2 separate regions of the Homo sapiens genome follow, and region 2 is linked to region 1. Evidence: chromatin contacts called from ENCODE Hi-C data. All regions are on one chromosome and are shown on one strand. Each heading gives the region's core, a stretch centred on a gene start or an enhancer-like site at or near the end of the contact. The rest is flanking DNA. Distances are from core to core; before and after follow the strand shown.

Evidence for each region. Hi-C counts contacts between places; a loop is a spot of excess contacts on that map. Pooled maps may share reads with other maps.
Region 2: a loop to region 1 is called in a map with no recorded cell type, with 3 times the contacts of the local background. The contact joins the promoter of SLC6A5 here to the enhancer-like site in region 1. A Hi-C loop is called at or near these places in 3 of 168 maps with a recorded cell type or tissue (HCT116, IMR-90 and K562), 2 of 37 single-sample maps with no recorded cell type and 13 of 50 pooled maps.

What each region holds. Positions count from the first base shown.
Region 1 is chr11:19,952,743-19,955,408 of GRCh38, reverse strand. The region is part of intron 10 of NAV2 (neuron navigator 2); the gene reads right to left. Among named protein-coding and RNA genes, the nearest start is that of NAV2-AS3, 27 kb to the left of the region's middle. Within about 2 kb of position 1,313, at least 5 of the 41 ENCODE cell types and tissues checked have a DNase peak (open chromatin) inside an H3K27ac peak, as active enhancers do.
Region 2 is chr11:20,598,291-20,600,956 of GRCh38, reverse strand. SLC6A5 (solute carrier family 6 member 5) reads right to left here and starts at 1,349. Exons shown (of 16, transcript NM_004211.5): 1 at 1,282-1,349. The coding sequence starts at 1,284.

The DNA.
Region 1 (2,666 bases), core at 64-2,563:
TTTGACATTTTTTTTTTCTCAGACAAGGTCTTGCTCTGTCACCCAGGTTGGAGTGCAATGGTGTAATCACAGCTCGCTGCAGCCTCAACCTCCTGGACTCAAGTGATACTTCCACCTCAGCTGGGACCACAGGAACATGCCACCATGAACAGCTTTTAAATTATTTGTTGCAACAGGTCTCACTATATTGCATAGGCTGGTCTTGAACTCCTAGGCTCAAATGATCCCCCCATCTCAGCCTCCCAAAGTGCTGGGATTGCAGATGTGAGTCACCATGCCCAGCCAACAAATATTTATTGACTGCTTACTATGCAACAGGCAGGCACAGTGCCAGCCAATGAAGATACAGGAGCATTCAAGACAGATTTGACCCTAACCTTTAGAACTTACAACAGGTTTGGGTTTTGTCTTTCCTATCCCATATATATATATATGTGTGTATATGTATATATATATGTATATATGTATATATATATGTATATACACACACACACATATATACACATATATATACACATACATACACACACACACATGCATATACACACACACATATACTCACATACATACATACAAACACTAATAAACCAATTCTGATGTAGTGCTACCAGTGCTAATACAGATACAGCAAGTAACAAGGAAGCATACAGAAAGGTCACTACCTCTGCTTGGATGGAATCAGAGAGGAGATGACCTGACAGGCAATAAAGGAAAAGATACAAGGTATTATACATGCAAATGATGCATGAGAGCACGAAGCACCCTCTTATGAACAAATAATACAAACAAAAATAAAGTATAACAACTATCCATATAGCATTTACATTGTATTAGATATTATAGGTAATCTAGAGATGATTTAAAGTATATAGGAGGATCTACATAGGTTATATGCAAATACTATGCAATTTTACATGAAAAACTTGAGCATCCACAGATTTTGGTATTTTCTGGGGGTCCTGAAACCAATCCCTCATGGATACTGAGGGATGACTTTAATTAATTCAGCATGAATGAGTTCCTCAATTTCTGAAGAACGGAGTCTCCCCGCAGGCATCTGTGCCCATATTTGTTGATGGAGTAATTCCTGCCACCAAGGAGGGAAGACAGCAGCCCCTAAAAAGCCACTGTGGAAGACCAAATGCTTACATCCTGTTTTCTCTCTACACTAGGCTATTGATCAGCCTCATTCTCAAAAGCCAACATCCTTAGCCCTAAATATCACCAGCCAGGAGCTTTAAACCAACACAATGACTCACAGTGAAAAGGAATTGAGACCACAGCCTCTATCAACCACTAGATGGACACCACAGGCTAAGCTGGCTTTCTCCAAGTGTTCTGTAAATAGAACCATTGAGCTTCATAGCGTGTGGTAGCGAGTTATATAAGCATAAGGTCCTGCCAGAGTAGGCATCAAGAATAGACCATTCTCAAAATATTAAATACCTGCTAAGTCCCAGTCTCTGGGTTTAGAAAAATAATGAGTGCTGTCTGCCTGCTAGGAACTCCAAGTTTAGTGGAGAAAGACACACACACACACACACACACACGCGCGCGCGTGCACATTTCTTGTGCATCTCAGATTCTTGCCTGTTCTTTTCAAGCTCTATCTCTAATATTCAAAGGTTAAGAACTTGTTCCAGTTCACTTGGCAGAGCCAGGATTAAATCTCAAGTCTGTCTGCCTTTTAAGAACATACTCTTTCCTCAGTACCATCCAGTGGCTTTCAGACACTTCCCATGCAAAGTGAAACGCTTATATATAAGGGTAGGTGTGAACCAAGACTACCAGAAACACGTGAGACTGAGCTAACTGTGACTGGGGGAATCCCAGAGGACATCACAGGGGAGACATTTTCTTCAGGATTAGTCAGATGGGCATGAGGGGAAAGGAATTCCAGGAAGAAAGCAGCATGTCCCAGGAGGGAGGGCTTTGCAAATGCAGGAACCAGAGGCAGGGCTTTGCAAATGCAGGAACCAGCTTTTGGTGGTGGCAGGTAGCCTAGAGCAGTGGGAAGTCTGGAGTGTGTGAAGGGAAATGTGGCCGGGGGCAAGTCAGCGAAGGCAGATGAGGCAAAGGCCATGAAGAGCCTCCACAGTCAGTTAAGGCATTCAGATCTGTTCCCACAGGCAATGGGAAGCCATCAAAGGTTCTGAGAGGGAGAAACTTCTGATGTTATATTTAAAGGGTCATTTTTTTGTCCATAAAGGGATATCTACTTATACTTTGGAACATTACACAACTCAGTGCCTCCTTTGAAAAGAAAAAAAAAATCATTTCAAACATATGGACGTGGAGTCTGCCCCTTTAATTTTATTCTGTACCATATGGCACTTTGAATTTTTAGAATATGAGTAGAAGATTGACTTCACAGATCAAAACCTAGTAAGAGAAATTTCATCTGTTATTTTAATTTCCTCCCCACTACAGCCAATGCCCAATTTATCAATCCAATAAAAGGGATGAGTGAGATCAGATAACAACCTGTAAAGTACTTAGACATGCCTGGTATATACCAGGCACAATATAAGAACACACACACACACAAAGTGTAAGAGGCATTTGCCCTTAATTCTTAGCTAAACTACATGGTAATATGGTAATAAAGTAATTTCAGCCCTACCATAGGGAGAATTGAAGGATACACACAGGTGCACATGCACACA
Region 2 (2,666 bases), core at 100-2,599, 650 kb before region 1:
CCGTTTCATCAATAACCAGATGACAAAAAGAAGCTAATATTCCCTCCCTAGTGGAGGATGAACTAAGAAAAGAGGTAGAAATGTAATTTTGTAAGGGTAAAGGGGGAATGGAAATAGCCCTGGAGTCATGAGCTCCCCTCCCTCTTTGGATTCCACATCACAGCTGTGGGTGCCCGCATCCCCATCACCACTGTAGAAAGATTCTTTAATTTTCCGCCCCATTTCCTTTGTCATTCAACAATGCACACTGCCTTTTTCCCCCATAGACAAGCTGTGGCCACAAAGCTGATGCCCTGGCACCTGCGAGCGCTTGAGGCCAAATTGGTTGAGTCCCAGCGCTCCACAACCCACCTCCTCCCGCCAGGTAGCAAAGACAAGGTTAAGAATCACGATCAAAATAACCACAAAAAAACCTACAACGATAATAAACTAAATTTAAGACACAGAGTAGTAACTAGATTTGTTATCTTACACAACTCGTATTCACTTCCAGATTCCCAGACATGGAAAAGAATATGCAAAGCTTTTTGTTCTTTTGTTTAGGTCTTCTTCTTCTTCTTCTTCTTCTTCTTCTTCTTCTTCTTCTTCTTCTTCTTCTTCTTCTTCTTCTTCTTCTTCTTCCTCTTCTTCTTTTTTGCGTAACTATTCACAGGAGTCTAATATCCTTCACAACTCTAAGCTTGCTTGAGTACCAAAACTCATGACTAATTTTTATTCGCTTTTTCCCAATTCACTTTCAAATGAAAAGAACTGCCAGCGGTGGTTTTTCTATCCACTTTCTCCCCTCGTGTTATCTTTCACGGCTTCCTAAACATTAGCACCAATAATTATTATTACACTGTAAGAATAATCCTATTATCTTCGCCTCCACCGCACTCCTCTCGTCTAACCCCCTTTCACAAACACGCAGAATAGAACTCCTCGATTTGCACAAATCTAGGTACCTCGGCTTCAGCCAGCATTTGTCTCAGTAGCCTCTAGGACCCAGAGCAACTCGCCTCTGTACCGGCATCTGGCTTTTCAGCACCGAGGACAGTGCCCGGGATCGGGTCTTTAGGAGCCACAGCCAACCTCTCAGCTCTACAGCCTAGGAAACCTCTTTGCGACCTCAGGTGACGCTCACAAGTACAAATACCTAGGGCTGCGAGAATTGTTCTCCTCGTCGCCCCCTTTCCCCCCACCCAATGCACAGACATCTCCAAAAGAAATAGCCAAAACGAATCTGCTTTCCCTGTCCCCTCAGCCCCCTTTCCTCTTGAAAGAACAAAAGCAAACACTCACCATGTCTGACACAGGCAACAGACTGAACTGGTGGAGGGTGAAACCCGCTATTGACAAGACTGGGTTTGGCTCAGGCAGGAGAGGCGCTTTCTATATCTCCTTGGGAAAGGCCGGGTTTGCGTCAGTGCAAAGCAAGGTGCCCTTGGTTTGACATTTTCTTGATAATACAAGTTTGATAAATCATTACCCCCTTGGATTCAAGTTTTAAAGGGACAACAGCCTAGAGTATGCTGGCCAGTTGTCACTCCAGCGGGAGGGGGCTGCGTGTTTGGCGTGACTCATGTGGTCTGATTACTAAACCGAAACCGGCAGGAGGGGAAGACAGAAGTTTGCCTCCTCCTAATTAAGGGAAACATGGGAGGGACACGTCCCACTGCACCCAAGGCAAGGCGCAGCCGCCAACAGAGTGGATCGGGCTGTAGAGGAGGAAGGAGGGGGTTAAATCACTGTCTATTCTTTCCCTTTCACTAGATTCCATTGCTGTCCCCCCTTATCTTCAGGGATTCCGAAAATATTACTCCGAAAGAGGTTGAGGGTCTGCGCATAGCCCCACAGCTCTGCGATGACTGAAGCAGGCATGGGTCCTGCATTTATCAAGGTGTACCTACCTAGCATGTATGTGGACTTCAGATTCTCACATCCCTACCCTTCCAGACAGTCAGTCTTGGAGGAATCCTGGGGTTTTTGCTTAAAAATTGTGATCTGGTATTTCCGTTCCTATTTCTGTTATCACAATCAAGAGAAAATTCTGAGTATAACTGACCTTTTTCATTGTATTTTTAAGCTTTTCTGAAGACGTTTTAGAGAAAGAAAAACGAAGTTTTTCCAACACAGACCTAGTTCTTAGGTCACTTTCAAAGTCAAGGGAAACCCATTCTTTCTTTACAGTCCTTTCAATAAAATCCTACAAGAGCCAGGCCTGATTTGGCAGCGCGGGACCTTAGAGACCGTCCAAATCGGGATGCCCAGCAATGCGGGGGAGGGGGAATGAGAGCTGGCAATCTGCAAAGCCATGCCAGGATGTTCAACCGTACTGTGGCGGGGATGGGAGTGGGGGTGGCCATGGCGATAAAAAGATGGACTTTCTTGTTGTGTGTACAATGCAATAGCTATAATCAGAAGAGGAAAAAACGCCTTTACAAAGAAGGTGTAGTTTGGAGACTAGAAGGGGATTATCAGCAAAATGCTTCCCTTCTCTCCTTCCTTGCCGGTCTAGCTCGGGGAACCCCTGGCCTCGGGGATGAGGAGCCACAGACAGCACGTTTTCCCTTCCCTACTGCCAACAGCCCAGCCCACTGCCTCGGGGTGCGCGCCGTCGCCAGCGGCTGGGCCGTCCCACGCGGCGGGAGGACAATGCCGCGGCGGCCGCGGCCGCAGGCGTAGGC